2 separate regions of the Homo sapiens genome follow, and region 1 is linked to region 2. The links are chromatin loops, found by intact Hi-C in ENCODE. Cell type or tissue: body of pancreas. All regions are shown on one strand. Links, peaks and the distances in the headings refer to the core of each region. The heading gives the core; the rest is flanking DNA.

The links. A loop is a pair of places that touch in the nucleus more often than their neighbours do. Peaks named below come from ENCODE experiments on the same cell type or tissue, not always from the same donor. Only the 100,000 strongest peaks of a DNase experiment are listed, where the experiment ranks them.
Region 1: a loop joins it to region 2, with 2.1 times the contacts of the local background. A loop is called at or near these places in 32 of 110 quality-filtered maps.

Annotation. Positions count from the first base shown.
Region 1 is chr11:126,120,344-126,128,670 of GRCh38, reverse strand. LOC105369591 reads left to right here. Exons shown (of 4, transcript XM_017018656.2): 2 at 478-675; 3 at 3,868-4,037; 4 at 4,187-4,865. The coding sequence ends at 4,416. It overlaps LOC124902784 (a long non-coding RNA gene), which reads right to left and starts at 5,210. Exons shown (of 2, transcript XR_007062938.1): 1 at 5,115-5,210. In body of pancreas, for the core only: no CTCF peak of the experiment used is centred there; no DNase peak of the experiment used is centred there.
Region 2 is chr11:126,075,631-126,083,957 of GRCh38, reverse strand. No RefSeq gene overlaps it. Among named protein-coding and RNA genes, the nearest start is that of CDON, 17 kb to the right of the region's middle. RefSeq lists an enhancer at 6,813-7,314. In body of pancreas, for the core only: no CTCF peak of the experiment used is centred there; a DNase peak (open chromatin) is centred at 3,527; H3K27ac peaks cover 2,015 bases.

The DNA of each region.
Region 1 (8,327 bases), core at 238-8,237, 45 kb before region 2:
TTATCCCATATTTAGTCTTGAAAACAGTTCTATAAGATAGCGTAATATTATCCCTGTTGGAAACTGTGGTTCATAGAGATTAAGTTGATTGTTTAAGACTACACGTATAGTGTAAAAGTCAGGATTAGAACCCAGAATGCCTGACCCTAGAACCCTTGTCCTTAATCTCTGATACCAAACGGACGGCCTCCATGTTTCCCTGTTTCTTTGCTGAGAGAGATTCATTAAAAATGCCTTTTGCTCCTCTCTGGCTGAGACTTGCAGTAAGAGGGAGAGAGAAGAGAGAAGCCCCACATCGGGGCTCCTCCCACTTTTTAAATAGGGGGATGGGGTCTGGGTTCCTTCTTACCTAGCATAGTCCTCTGCCTTAAAACTTCGCAAAAGTGGGCAGCTGGTAGAGTTGCATTTTTTAAATGCTCCAGGCTGTGTCTTCTTATCTCAGAGAGGCTTGATTTACTTTCCTCTATCTTTTCCCAGTCCAGGGCCCCGTGATGGATTTCACCTTGGACATTTGCCTTTGGAACGGTTGCTCCTTGCCAAGAGCACTCCCCCAGAGACAGATGGAGAAGGAGACAGCTCCGTGGTTCCCGTTCTGGGACTGGCCTTTTGCCTCCTGCCTCCCACAGCTCAGGTGGAGAGAGGAGGGCCCTGCCCTTACCGACTGGAGAGCATCAGGTAGGACTGCTGCTTAGCAAGAATAAAACTGAATTTCTGCAGATTTGGCCTGGGCCTGCTCTCACTTGAGATGTGTCAGGGGAACAGGAGAAGAGACAATAATAGTAAAGTGGTATCGACGTAGCGTTAATACTTTCCTCTTTGTTATGACTATTCGTATGTCTTTTCAAATTTAATCTTCACAGTAACTAACTGAAACAGCTTTTGTGTTCCCTTCTCACAGATCAAGAAACTGAGGGTCAGTGAGGCTAGGATGACACGGATGTGGAGGAAGGGCTGGCTTTCCAGCCTGTCTTCTGACATTAAATCTGTGTGTCTTTTATGATGCATCAAGGAGGAACGCATCTCCCCCATGGCTTCCTCTCACTTTTGTTTCTTCAAAAGAGATAGAGTGTGGCTCAGATTAGGGCAGCTCATCCTTTTCCAGTGGTGGATGCCAAGGGAGAGAGTTTAGCCTGAAGGAAGGGTTGTCGTGCTGAGCCAAGATCAGGGTCTACACCAGGCAGACTCGAAGTGGGAAGTCACACTTACAAGGGAGCGGGTGGCCAGCCAGCCCCCTTTGCTGTGCTTGGAAGAGAATAGCAGTGAAACAGTCTCTCCACAAAGCACTGGGATATGGTTTGACTGTGTCTCCACCCAAATCTCATCTTGAATTGTAGCTCCTATAATTCCCACATATCACGGGAGGATCCTGGTGGGAGGTAATTGAATCATAAGGTCAGATCTTTCCTGTGCTGTTCTCATGATAGTGAATAAATCTCATAAGATCTGATGGTTTTATAAAGCAGAGTTCCCCTACACAAGCTCTCTTGCCTGCCACCATGTGAGACGTGACTTTGCTCGTCATTTGCCTTCCTCCATGATTGCGAGGCCTCCCCAGCCATATGGAACTGTGAGTCAATTAAACTACTTTCTTTTATAAATTACCCAGTCTCAGGTATGTCTTTATTAGCAGTGTGAGAACAGACTAATACACATTTAAATCTTCAGTAATCATCATGCTCTGGGTAACACACAGTCACATAAGACTAGAATTCAAGAGAAAGGAAAGAAAGTAGCATTTTTGAGGTCTCCTGTGCAGTAGGCATGGAACTAGGGAGTTCACATATTTTGTTTGATTTTCATAACAGCCTTATAAGATGGGCTTTACTATCCTCATTTCAGAAGAGATTGAGGCCCAGAAAGATTAGATAATTTGCCTGTGGTCTCATTGCTAGTAAATAGTGGAGGTATAATTCAAATCCCAGTTATCTGTCCCTGCATCTGTTAGTAAACTAGAAGCTGGTCTTTCACATGTCTCCTGGAGAGTAGGGAGGTCTCTCTTCCAGAACCCAGGACAGTGCCTCACAGACCATAGCTTAACCTGGTAACTTCTACTTCCTAACCCATCCCGCACACATCCTGAAGATGTAGTGGGGCAATAGGTAGAGTTAGCAGAAGGAGTTCAGGTTGTTAGTCAGAAAGAACCCCAGAGTTCCCCTCTGGCTTCATGTCAATCTTTTTTTTTTTTTTTTTTTTGAGTTGGAGTCTTGCTCTGTTGCCCAGGCTGGAGTGCAATGGTGCAATCTCGGCTCACTGCAACCTCTGCCTCCCAAGTTCAAGTGATTCTCCTGCCTCAGCCTCCTGAGTAGCTGGGATTACAGGTATGCACCACCATGCCCGGCTAATTTTTGTATCGTTAGTAGACACGGGGTTTCACCATGTTGGCCAGGCTGGTCTTGAACTCCTGACCTCAGGTGATCTGCCCACCTTGGCCTCCCAAAGTGCTGGGATTACAAGTGTGAGCCACTGCTCCTGGCCATCAGTGTTTAAAGACAGGCACTGTGCCTTTTTCACCTTTGAGTTACTGGTGGCTGACAAATAGCAGGGGCTCAAGAAAGGTAAGCTACTGACTTTAACTGAGGAGACTTGTTTTTTTTTGTTTTTTTTTTGTTTTTTTTTTTGAGATGGAGTCTCGCTCTTTCACCCAGGCCAGAGTGCAGTGGCGCTATCTCAGCTCACTGCAAGCTCCGCCTCCCGGGTTCACACCATTCTCCTGCCTCAGCCTCCCGAGTATCTGGGACTACAGGCGCCCGCCACCACGCCCAGCTAATTTTTTGTATTTTTAGTAGAGACGGTATTTCACTGTGTTAGCCAGGATGGTCTCGATCTCTGAGAAGACCTTAAGGTTAAGATATGAGAACTTCAAAATCATAGAAGCTACAGTTGCAGATTGGCCAAAAGCATATAAATTCACTGGACACAACCCAGTGAAAAATAATGAGGAAAGGGGAATTGGGCAATTGGATGGAAGGCCTGGAAGTAGCTGCTACAGAATGTGCATCTGCAGGGATTCAGGAGACCCGGGTTCTAGTCCCAGCTCTGCCACTCACCAGCTGGGGGATCTTGGGCAAGGTGCTTCCTCCCTGTGAACCTCAGTTCATTTATTTGTAAAGTGAAGGATGGGGGCCGTATTCTAAGATCCTTTTGATTCCCACATTCTGGGAGTTTTGAATCATTACTTGCCTAAACACCTTCCCAGATTCCTGGGGAAAAGATAAAGAAGGTTGTTTCTTTTTAAAAGCTTATTTTTAAAAAAATTGACAAGTAAAACTTGTGCCTATTTATGGCATATAACATCATGTTTTGATATATGTATACAGGCCAGCATGGCTAATTCAAACTATTGAACATATGTATTATTTGACATCCTTATTTAATGGTGGTTAAGAACATGTAAAATCTACTCTCTGAGCAATTTTAAAATATAAGATATATTGTTTTGAACTGTAGTTGCCCTGATGTACAATAGGTCTCCTGAACATATTCCTCCTGTCTAACTGAAGTTTTGTGTTCTTTGATCAATATCTCCTCAATCCTCCAACCCAACAGCCTCTGGGATCCACCATTTTACTCTGTTTCTATGAGTTGGACTTTCTTACATTCCACATATAAGTGACATCACGCAGTCTTTATCTTTCTATGCCTGGCTTATTTCACTTAACGTAATGCCCTCCAGGTTCATCTGAGAAGGTTGTCTCTAGAAACAGAAAAGAGTTTCACCTCCAACCAGGGTGACAGGAGCAGTCCTACCTGAGAGCCAGAGATGGACTTGATGGCATGAGCCAGATCTTTTCAAGTCTGGGGGTGTTGCTGGTTTGAAAGTGGACATGGTACCCCATTTCTAAACCTCAGGCTCTCTGGACAATGCAGCTCAGCCTTCAGCTCCACCAGAGAGGCTGCAGTGTGTGAAGACAGCTCATTCTGCGGGAGGAGGAAGAGCAGAGAAACCACCACCCTATGGGTCGTTCTCAGATCCCTCGTGTGCTGGCTGTCTCCCACCCAGGCTCAGTTTGCACTGCTAATCTGTTACGTCTTTCTTGGTAATTTAGCACTTTCAGACAGTTATTGTTAGATTCTGTTTATTTTTCTAAACCTCACAAAAAAACCCATAATACAGCAAGGGAGAGTGGGAGGGGGAGTTTTTCTAGAAATATAAACTCAAGATTCAAATGCTCTTCCCCATCTGCAGGGCAGCTGTTGTGGAGCCTGGTCCATCCTGAGCACTCCAGTGTTCCATTTCAAGGATCTCTTCCTGGCTCCCCTCCCACCAGAGAATGTGGCCTTGGGATCAAGGCGTGGAGAGCTGCCAGCTACTGCCACCTGCCACAAAGCCTCATCACCCTTGCGTATCTCTCTCCCCTCTCCGTCCTCGGCATGGGGTCACATTGTGGGTCATTATTTCCTTTCACCAAGGTATGAGCAGAGGGAGAGAGGGCTGGAAAAAGAGACTCTCCCTTTGCTAACTGATGAGGGAGAAGTATGGGGTCCAAGTGGGCCTGCCCCTTGCCTAATTTTTGCCCAATTTTTTGGCCTCTGGAGTCCCTGGTAGACTTCTTAACTTCTTGCACACAAGGTTACCATGTGTCTAATTGCTCAGCTCCAGTTAGAGTGGTGGAGGGAAACTGGTATCAATGAATGAATGAATGAATGGATGGATGGTTTAATGACAGCTTGGAGAACCGACTGGGGTTTGAGCAAGAAACAGGAAGAGAAAGCCAACATCTTTTAGCTCACCAAATACTTTCATGCCCCTTGGGAGGAAGAAAAATGGATATGGGAAATGCAGAGCATGGAAGAGCTTAAATTGAGCATAAAGGACATAAAACTAGATAAGTAAGATCAGAAATAAAAGATGAGTCATCATCGAATCCAAACCTTTACATTTTCAGCAGAGGGTGCCAAAACCTCAAGGGGATAGTGACTTCCTTAAAATTACAGAACCAGAGTGAAGACTGGGGTCTTTTGACTCTTTTTTTTTTTTTTTTTCTGTCCCTAACAAAATGTTGCTCTTTTCTTCTCCATACTTTTATATTTTCAAACTCATTTATTCCAGAAAATTACCTGCCTTCTAACCTGGAGTTCCTCTTTTTTGATCTAAAGAAGTTATCCAAACTTACCTTGAGCTTACTGTCCTTGAAGCCATTTTGGCCTTTGTTTTGTGGCCTCAAGGCTGCCCTCACTTAGAAAGGATGAGTGACGGTAGCAGAAGCCAGCCAAGCAGGGCCAGTTTCTCCCAAGGCTGGCCCCATGAAAGGTTTGGCTTGGGTTCTCACCAGGGTCCACAAGTCTTGCCTCCTAGAAGTTTGGTCCAGTGGTCTGCAGTCCTGGGAATTTATGCCGTCTCAAACAGAGGTTTTCAGACCTTGCCTGATGATCCAGGGACTGGAACTGAACACACGTTGTACCTCTTTATAGCAACTTGGGTGTCCCAAACAGGACCCATCACTTCCAAGTCCCAGGCTAGGATTTTCTAACCAAGTATGTAGTTAGAGGAAAATTTAATCCACATGTATCTGACTCACTGATCTTTAAATCATCCTAGAGTTTGATTCTGGGAATGGTTTGATGTGTACTCTGCTTTTTTTCAACTTTTGGATTGGTGCACTGGCCAAGACATAATAAATAGCAACCCTGAGAGAGAGAAGGAAGCTTCAAGTAGAGGCATGACCTGCAGGCTCTTCCCTTCGTCCCAGCTGGAGACAGGCGCCCAGCAGGAGTAGAGAGTAGGCCAGAAGCCCAGAAATGTGCCTTAGGTTAACCTCACCCTCAGCCTCCTCTTCTGCTTGTATTTCTGGGATGCAGAGCCCGACTAGGGAAAAATCACTCAGCCTAAAAGATGGTAACACCACAGATTTATGGCATCTGATCTTTGTTGCACCCTCCAGGGTACAAACTAATCCCAGCTTGTGATTCCTACTGTCATCTAAGGTCATTCCAGGCCTTTTCCACTCTTCTGGAGATCTCGAGCACTTTTTTTCAACAATTTCTCATTTTGAAAAGAAAAAGGAGTCCATCAGGAAAGAATTTCCTCCATTGCCTGCGACGCTCTACAAACCTCCATGCCTCAGCCACCCTCGTTTTCCATGAGGTCTCCCTGTCAGGGCTGGTTCCTCAGATCTCCCCCCAGTAATCCTCCTTCATGAAAACCTCAGAGTCTCAGAGTCTGTTTCCGCTGATGTGAGCTAAGAATGTTTCAGGAAGAGGGGTATGTCATCGGGATCCCATTTCTTCCTGTGTCCTCCGGGACCTTGCTCTAAGGTCCTCTCTTTCGTCCTGAGACTTTTCTGAATCTTTAAGCTCCACCTCTCCTTAGCCATACATACTCATTCAAGTATTTCCCGTACTAAAAAACAAAATGAAACCTTCCTTCCACCTGAAGTCTCTATGACCCCTCATGTCTTCTCTTTTAGTCAAGCCTCTCGTAAGTGTCCCCTGTTTTTTCTCCCTTCATGTCACATTGACTCCACAACGCATTGTAGCCTGGCATGCACTGTCATCACAGAAATGCCCTCTGTGGGTCAGGCACGGTGGCTCACGCCTGTCATCCCAGCACTTTGGGAGGCCGAGTTGGGCAGATCACCTGATGTCAGCAGTTCAAGACCAGCCTGGCCAACATAGTGAAAACCCATCTCTACAAAAATATAAAAATTAGCTGGGCATGATGGCAGGTGCCTGTAATCCCAGCTACTCAGGAGGCTGAGGTGGAAGAATCACCTGAACCCGGGAGGCGGAGGTTGCAGTGAGCTGAGATTGTGCCATTGCACTCCAGCCTGGGTGACAGAGTGAGACTCCATCTCAAAAAAAAAAAAAAAGAAAAAAAAGAAAGAAATGCCCTCTGTGAAGTCATCAGGGACCACCTGTAGTCACATTTCAGTCTTTTCCTTACTGGACTTGTCCAGCAGTGTTTGACATCATTGACCTTCCCCGCAGTCCTGACATGCTTTGCCCCTTCGTGCTGCGTGACACTGCTCTTTCCTGGATCTCTTCTACAACTTTCTAAGATTCTTTTCAGTCTCCTTTGTGGGTCCTCTTTTCTCCAGTAGATGCATGCACATTGGTTGGGATTTCCCATGGCTACCTGTGGCTATCCAATGCTGTCTTCCCTCCTCCCTCTGCACACTCCCCACTTCCAGCTAAGCTACACCCTCATGCCCATGACCCCAGATCTGCATATCCAGCCAAGGACTTTGTTCTGAGCTCCACCTTAAGTTCTCTGAGACCAAAGCAGGACTCTTGCTTCCCTCTGAGTCTGCTCACATTTCTGAAGATCCGATCCTGGAGAAGGGTGTCAACATTTCCCAGGCCTTCTGCCTCATTCTTAACACCCAGTCTGTCTTGCCAGGTTTCCTGCTTAAGCATGCATCTGCCCACCTCTAGCCCACCCCCCCCAACTCTAGCCCACCTCCCCCAGCTTTTTTTTTTTTTTTTTTTTGAGATGGAGTCTTGCTCTGTCACCAGGCTGGAGTGCAATGGCGAGATCTTGGCTCACTGCAACCTCCGACTCCCAAGTTCAAGTGATTCGCCTGCCTCTACCTCCCGAGTAGCCGGGATTACAGGCGCCGCCATCTCGCCTGGCTAATTTTTGTATTTTTAGTAGAGACGGGGTTTCACCATGTTGGCCAGGCTGGTCTCAAACTCCTGACCTTGTGATCCTCCTGCCTTGGCCTCCTAAAGTACCGGGATTACAGGCGTGAGCCACCATGCCCGGCCTCTAGCCCCATTTTGGCTTCCTTAGATCAGGCTCTCACTTCTTGCTAGTCTCCCAGCTGGTTTCCCTTCAGCCTGTCCTGACCATAGCCGATCCATACTACCCATAGCCCCAAGAATGGTCTTTTTATAAAATAAATCTTGTCCATCACTCCCTTACTTAAAATGCTTTAGTGGCTTCTCATCACTCAGGGTAAAATCTAAATTCTTTAACATAGCATTAAAAAATCCTTTATGCTCTGGTCCCATCTGTCAGCCGAACTTCATTTCCCCCGCCAAGCTCTCCTCTTTAAGCCATAGCAGCACTGCCATTCATTGTCCGAACTCCCAGAACACAGCAGGCTTTCCTGTGACTCGATTTTTTTCTTGTGTCTTTGCATTTGCTCCTTCTTCTACCTACACTGCTCTTTCTCCACTTGTCCACCAGAAAACCTCCTATTCAGCTTTCCAGGCTCAACTCATGCCCTGTCTCCTCCTGGAGGCCTTCCCTGATTTCTCAAGGCAAATTCGAATGCTGTTTCCCCCACCTCCCCCTTCTGCATTCTGTACCTGCCTCCACTGCTAATGAGCATACTCGGCTGTGATTGCTTATTTGAAGTAGGAGCCTCTGCCCACCCCTGGAA
Region 2 (8,327 bases), core at 231-8,230:
CTCACTGGGGTTGCGGGGGAGGTTGGAGGTGAGGGAGCTGGAGCTGGAGCTGCCTGAGAGACTGAATGTGCACCTGCTGGGGCTGTGGAGGAAGGTCCTGGATTGAGTCAGGGCTGCTTTGGGTCTCTCTGGGGTGGCAGCCTGGAGCTATTCTCTCTCTTCCTGAAAACTCCAGAAAAGAGTTGAGACAGATGCTTCTTCCCTGGATGCTAAGCTTAGACTGGAAACCAGATCTCTTGAATACAAACCTAGAGACATTTTTACCTTCTCCGTGGAGAGTGTGTGTGTGTGTGTGTGTGTGCGTGTAAGAGATAGATAGAGAGACAGAGAGAAAGAGAGAGAGACAGAGGTAGGAAGGAGAACAAAAGTCAGGTGATTTTAGGTACACTGACATCCAGGCAGAGGAAGAAGATTCTTCCTGGAGGGGAGCCAGTTGCTCTACTCTAACAGAGATCAAGAGAAATATCAAAGTATAATTAGGTCGGCGTCGGACTCCATGTGCTGAAAGCAGTAGTTCGGTGGCCCACAAAATAACCTAGGTTTTATTAATGATTGGGGGAGGGTGAGTTGTGGTGGTGAGAATCCACAGTGGCCCCTATTTCTGGAAATGCAGCTCAGGGGTCTGTGGGTGGAGTTGTTCCTGGATTCTTTCTAGATCTCAGGGGAGAGAAGCTAAAGAGCAGGGTGATCTTGCCCTGGGAGAGAGATACCATCTCTGGATGAAGACAGGTGTGTTTTCTTGTTTGCTTGTTTTGTTTTATGTGCCATCCTCCTACATTACCAGTTAGAAGAGAAAACTGCACTCCAAAACTGGGAGTGAAGAGTCTGAGGGGCACTGAGACTGAGCCAGGTGCGCATGGGTGTAGCGGGGACTGATGGAGAAAGGCTCCAAACATTCTTACGGGAGGAGGAGGATGGTGTAATACAGCTAAATGCCAATGGCAAAAGAGCTGAAAGGGGGGTGTAGCTCAAGCGGACAGAGGCAAAGAGAGAGCCCTTGGCCGGCGCCTGCAAACACCACCCTCCAGGGCCTGGCCCTCCCCTGTGTGCCCTGTTGTGGGCCTCAAAGGGTGCTGGCCCAGGCCCTGTCTGCCATTCCCTTCACAAAGCCGGGGTTGTGTTCTTGGCAGGGCTGGGCCTCCCCGCCATTGAGGTCCCGGCTGGGGCTGCCTGCCCTGGGAGCCTCCCTTCCCAGCCAGAGGCCCTCGATTTGTCCAAGTGCCAATACCTAATGAGGAGCTCATTTGAATCCATGCAAAGTACCAGGGAGCAAGGAGGCATGCTAATTAAAGTGATTGCTGTTCTTTAATTAAGCAATAATTCCCCCAAGGAGGGCATTATCATGCAAATAGAGCCCTCTTGGGTGAGGTAAGGGCTTTGGGCAACAGCTGAGGTCTGTTAATAAGGCCCCTGGGCATCGGAGGGCAGGCATCCAGAATGCCCCATTGAGCTGGGTGATAGAGCAAGGGAAATAATCACCCCTGCGCCGCACTGCCTTTTGTCTCTCCAGGCTTTGGCTGCGGAGCTGTGGGAGGCGGGGACCCTGCACCCCCTGCTGTTCCTTTCCCTTCCTCTCCCTTTGCCTCCTCTCCAAGAAACGTTTTCAGAGCTGTGTGAGGTGGAGAGGTTTGTAGGACAATGTCTAGTTTGGCCCTTCACACAATCGATGTCCCAATCATCAGAGCATCAGCCCAGAAGAGTTGGAATGGAGCCTCCTGAATGTTCATAAACAAGGAAGATATTGCAAGAGGCTGAGCTCTGTTGGGCCACTGTAATAAAATGGAAAGAGCACTGAAATGAGCCATCGACCTGGGTGACTGTGGGCAAGCCACTTTCCTTCTTCAAGACTCAGTTTCCTCATCTTTAGAATGGGTTGCTAGTAACTACCTGACGCAGTTATCATGTGAGTAAATGAATGTGAACGTGTAGGGTATTTAAACCCGTGGTTCCCAACCTGGAGTGATTTTTGCCCACAGAGGAAGGCTGCCAGATAAAATATATTTTGATATCAAATATATTTGCTAATTTTGATATCAAATTTATTTGCTAAATCTGACAACCTTATCCCAGAGGACACTGGCAATGTCTAGAGATATTTTGCCACAACCAGAGGAGTGGGTGCTACTGGCATCTAGTGGGGGGAGGGCCAGGGTTGCCGTTAAACATTCTCAACTGCTCAAGAGAGTCCCCACCACATGGAATTATCTGGCCCAAAATATCAATAGTGCTGAGCTTAAACAACTCTGACCTAAACAATGCACAACAAAACTGAGTTAGATGAAAAAATACATAAAGAGATAGTAGATTTTCTGAAGCAGGACCATAGTAGTATGGTTCTAAATCCCCTAAGATACTTCTGTTTTCTTGAAAGAAAAGGTTTTAAATAGGCCAGGCACGCTGTGGCTCAAGCCTGTTATCCCAGTGCCTTGGGATGCTGAGGCAGGAGTATTACTTGAGGCCAGGAATTTGAGACCAGCCTGGGCAACACAGACTCCCATTTCTACAAAAATAAAAAAGAGAGAGAAAATTAGCCAGCCATGGTGGTGAGTGCCCGTGGTCCTAGCTCCTCGCGAGGCTGTGGCAGACAGATCACTTGAGATCAGGAGTTTGAGGCTGCAGTGAGCCATGATCATGCCACTGCACTCCAGCCTGGGCCACAGAGTGAGACCCAGTCTCTAAAAATAAAATAAAATAAAATTTAAAAATAAACAAATCATGGAACAGACTGAGGCTCAGTGGCACACTGATACTGGCAGTTCCACGTAAGAAGAGGACCAAAGAACACGCTGGCAAGGTCCAAGAAGTTTCAGAGACAACACAAAGCCAGCCCTGATGTAAGGGGAAGGCGACTCTTCATGCAGAGAGCCCTGGCAGAGGCACCAGGGCTGAGCGTTGAGGGCACAGCGAGGCAGTTGAGAGCAGGTGTCAATGACTCTGGCACTGTGAAGCTGAGAGTATAAGAGGAAACTATACTCCTACCTTACCTTTGACAGTAATAGTACTCACATAACTAATACCTATGGTGAGCGTGCTGGTCTAATTCTCACAACAGCCTAGGAGAAAGGTGCTATTATTATCCCTATTTTGAAGATAAGGACATTGAAACATGGGAAAGATAAATAACCTGCCCATGGCCACATACCTAGTAAGAGCCAGGATTTCAACCAAGGCAGCATCTGAAGGCAGCACAGCTGCGGAACCAAGTCTGGGAAAATGAGACTTCCGCAGTGATCACAGATCTTGATATACAGTCATCCTGCAGCATGGGAGTTAGGCCCTCAGCAAAGTGCCTGCTATGTCTGCCTAGCTGCCGGGTGGGTCTCCGAGTGGTGTCTGCATTTGGGACATCCATCACTCGGCTTTTGGGTCCCTGGACAGACAGCTAGAGGGCAAGGCAACAAGTGGGGAAGGGAGTCACCAAGCCTGGCTTTGTCACTCACGGCTGACTCATTTGCTGAATAATGGCTGGTCCTCTCCCCTGGAGCTGGGGTGGGGGTAGTCTGGTGCTTCTAGAGCTGCCTTTGTAATGGTCTATGTCTTAGGTAAGGCTGGTGTGTGGCTCAGGGGGTGGCAAAGGCAGAAAGTCAACAAACCAGGCAGTCCAGCCAGGGGGAAAACCAAACCTCCTGCTCCCAGAAATCTTGGCCCCTTTTCAATTTTGTGTTCACTCCCAGCAAAATAAATGTTTTGTGTTACAAGGAGACGGAGATAGTATCTCCTCAGCCCTACTAGTTTAGCACTGCCTCTGCCAACCTCTCACTCTACATTTGGCAGGGGGAAAGAGTGAGGAGAAAAACAGGACCAGGTTCTGTTTGCAAAATATTTTCATCAGTCAAAAAACTGCCGGGGTTGTGAATATTAAATAAACCCTGACTCATGGAGACATATACCTTGCTTTGCTTTGCTGATAGGTGGGGTAACAGACAGCGTTACATTACTTTAGAAGTGACAGCTCTAACATTCTGCAGACTTCTCAAAACTGCTCTGGCTTTTTCTGAACAAAGAACAATCCACAAAAACGCCCATGGTTTGCAATGCATAGGAGTCTGTTTACAGGATCACAGACTCAGGCCCTCTCAAAAGGGACCGGGTGAGATCATCCATTTAATCACCTTCCACCTCCAGGTGGGGCTGGGTGGCCCGAAGGTCTTCCGCCAGAGGGTTTAGTGAGAGCATGGCCCAAGTCTCAGGCCCCTATAGTGAGTTCCCTAAGGGCCAGCTCCATTTTTTCCATTGCAGAATTTATAAGTGGGATTGAAATGAGAGCATAGTGTTGCTTTGCCAGGAACAAAGATTGTCAGTGTGTTTCAGTCACTAACCTAAGACACCATAATATAAGCCAGTCCCCCAACCCCCACCTCTAGCCAGTCCCAAAGTAAAACAGTTCACCTAAGAACGAAAACAGTAGTAGTGTAGTGAACACTGACATTGAGCTTACTACTTGCAAGACACTGTTCTAATCCTCACCACCATGAGGCAGGCAGTAGTGTTACCATCATTTTGCAGAGAGGAATTTGCCTAGTTTCCTTATTCTTAACTCAGGCAAGGTTCCCACCCTACCCCTTAGCTTCCTGTGAGTCTATAGGTTGTCCTTCCCATTCTTCATGAGAACAGTTTCTTCCATTAGTCTTGAAACAGTGGAAACCAACTCTTTCTTTCTTTTTTCTTTTTTTTTAATTTGAGACGGAGTCTCGTTCTGTAGCCCAGGCTGGAGGGCAGTGGCGTGATCTCAGCTCACTGCAACCTCCGCCTCCTGGGTTCCAGTGATTCTCCTTCCTCAGCCTCCTGAGTAGCTGGGATTACAGGTGCCCGCCACCACGCCCGGCTAATTTTTGTATTTTTAGTAGAGACGGGGTTTCACCATGTTGGCCAGGCTGGTCTGGAATTCCTGACCTCAAGTGATCTACCCGCCTCGGCCTCCCACAGTGCTGGGATTACAGGCATGAGCCACCGCACCCGGCCAGGAAACCAACTCTTTCTGTAGTTATTTTCCCAAGAACCATTTCCATCTTGCTCTTTAAAAGCATAACCTCCATACTCAGCTAATTTTTGTATTTTTCGTAGACAGGGTTTCTCTATGTTGGCCAGGCTGGTCTCGAACTCCTGACCTCAGGTGATCCACCCACCTTGGCCTCCCAAAGTGCCGGGATTACAGGCATGATAATCGCGGCTACTTGGGAGGCTGAGGCAGGAGAATCGCATGAACCCAGGAGGCAGAGGCTGCAGCGAGCAGAGATCACACCATTGCACTCCAGCCTGGGTGACAGAGCAAGACTCTGTGTCAAGAAAAAAAAAAAAAGCATAACCTCAGTCTCCATCATAGCCGATAAGTATTTATTTATGTGCTGCTTTGCATGGTTTCTAATTGTTTTGGAGACACATTTGACAGACTGTACAGCATAGTGGTCTCAAGGGCAGATATGCAATTGTATTCTTCCACAGGTGCAAAGCTAGTAACAGATAGAAGAAACTTGGCCGGGCGTGGTGGCTCACGCCTGTAATCCCAGCACTTTGGGAGGCTGAGGCAGGCGGATCACGAGGTCAGGAGATAGAGACCATCCTGGCTAACATGGTGAAACCTCGTCTCTAATAAAAATACAAAAAAAAAGTAGCTGGGCATGGTGGTGGGTGCCTGTAGTCCCAGCTACTTGGGAGGCTGAGGCAGGAGAATAGCTTGAACCTGGGAGGCGGACGTTGCAGTGAGCTGAGATCGCGCCACTGCACTCCATCCTGGGCGACGGAGCGAGACTCTGTTTCAAAAAAAAAGAAATTTGATAAACATTTATTGATTTGCCTGGGTCTCTGGCTGCTCAAAAAACATGGTGTGTGATGGGAGGCAATATATACTGACCATCGCAGGAAAACAGCAAAATATGAGGCAAACAGAAGGAACTGTAAGAACACTACATTTTGCTTGATAATACCTTGCACGTAATAGGTGCTTAATAAGTGTCATTAACTAATTTTCGTATACTTTAAAATTAGTAGTAAGTTGACTAAAATTAAGAACTATGGCAATTTTAGGGCTCTAAAGTCAAAGAGAGATGTAGGGGAATAGAAAGTAGAAAGGAGAAGGTGATCTATTCCCTTGCCTTTGTGCTTTTGGTCATTTTTGCAAGTGCGTGTTCTGTTCAGTACCTTCTGAGCATCTTGTAGGGAAGCCTGAGGGTAGAAGTCTGCACAGATGCAGGCCCTAGAGAAAAGCACAGGCTGAATTTCTAAACTGTGGCTGCTAATGCTGATAGAGAAGACGGGAATGGCTGCCTTCTGTTTGACTTCCTGCTGCAGACAGGTAGTAGGGTTCCAGGACACATCCAGGTGGGTCGAACATCCCAAAGAAGTCCTGAAATGTTTTCTGTGTTAGAGGATGACAAAGCTGGATTCTGTGTCTGGAGGGGGCCCTAAAGGTTCCATACCTTGTGGTCAGGAGCCAAGACACTGACAAGTGAGAGGGAAGAGTTGAATAAGGACCAGTCTTCTCTAAGCCATCCTCATGCATGGAGGCAGGGGATGGGCCTCATGAGCTCTAGAGGGTACACACAGTCCCCAAAGTCATGGAGCCTGACGGTTGGTAAAAAAAAAAAAAAGAAAATTGGCCGAGTGTGGTGGCTCATGCTTGTAATCCCAGCACTTTGGGAGGCTGAGGCGGGTGGATTGCCTGAGCTCAGGAGTTCGAGACCAGCCTGGGCAACATGGTGAAATCCTGTCTCTACTAAAACACAAAAAATTAGCCGGACGTGGCAGCATGCGCCTGTAATCCCAGCTACTCGGGAGGCTGAGGCAGGAGAACGACTTGAACCCGGGAGGCAGAGATTACAGTGAGCAGAGATCGCGCCATTGCACTCCAACCTGGGCGACAGTGCGAGACTCCATCTCAAAAAAAAAAAAAGAAAAAAAAAAGAAAATTATCTCACTCTGGAAAAGATTCCAAAGTCCCAACATTTCATGTTGGTTCAGTTTCTTTCTTAGTTCTCAACACCCCCACTCCATTCCTCCCTCTAGGGTAAGGCCCCATTGCCTCCTCCCTCTGGCATTTGTGAGCACAGCATCTCCTCAGGCACAGTCCTTTAATCAAGGTGGAAGCCCTTTGTGAAGGGGCAGTGGAGAAGCTGGGCTGCTAATTGGCTCAGTGATGAGCTTTTGACGAATCCATTAAATGAATGGAACAGAGGGGTGGGAAAAGAGGTGTTCCTCAGTGCAGGTGGGGGTCTGAGAAGGACAGGAGGAGACATGTGAGCAGGCCCTTCTGCAGGTCTTCCCATGCCCCCTCCCACTCTGGGACCATTCACACAGGTCATAAGTTGCTCATCTCAGCCCCTAGAGCCCTTGCTGGTCACCAGGGAAATTACTGACTTTGGGACAAGCTGTGAAAAGTGGCTGGACCTTAAGTGTTAGTAGCACAGAGAGTCAAGTGCCTGCTGTGAGCTGAAAGATGAAAAGTCAAGATCCCCCAAATACAGGGACCTACTAGAGTATCTGAAAATCTGCTGCTGCATAGGGATCTCTTAGATCCACAGAGAACTAATTCTAAAGCTTTTCTCCATTTTTCATACCTTAGATTGAATTCCTTCACTCAAGTCTTTTCAGTCTGAAAGCATGCAGAGAAGCCTATGGCCAGTTTACAGTTATGACCAGGAGAAACCGAGAGAAAATTGCTGTCTTTTTCTCCATTCCACTCCACTCATTGAAGAAGGCAGTCCTTTTTGCAAGGAGGCAAGGAATGGTTGGTAACAACTTTTTTGTTTTGTTTCATTTTGAGAGACGGAGTTTCACTCTTGTTGCCCAGGCTGGAGTGCAGTGGTGCAATCTCGGCACACTGCAACCTCCGCCTCCCGGGTTCAAACGATTCTCCTGCCTCAGCCTCCCAAGTAGCTGAGATTACAGGCGTACGCCACCACGCACCACGCCCAGCTAATTTTTTTTTTTTTTTTTTTGCATTTAGTAGAGATGGGGGTTTCACCATGTTGGTCAGACTGGTCTTGAAATCCTGACTTCAGGTGATCCACCCGCCTTGGGCTCCCAAAGTGCAGGGATTACAGGCGTGAGCCACCGCACCTGGCGGGTGGGTAACAACTTTGTAACAGCACGTCCACGAGGAATAGATTGAAGGGGAAGGGAAATGGCCCCAAGTTTAAGTTTTGTCCATCCCTCTCACCTTCCCTGTGAACTTCCCTTATTCAGGTATCTCATTCCTCTGTGTGTGTACTCTCCCTACTTGGTTTCCCACCTTTTCTGACATAAATGTGAATGCAACGTCTATATCCAAACAACTGTGAGATGTCTGAGTCCATTAGAGCTGCTACAACAAGATACCTTACACTGGGTAA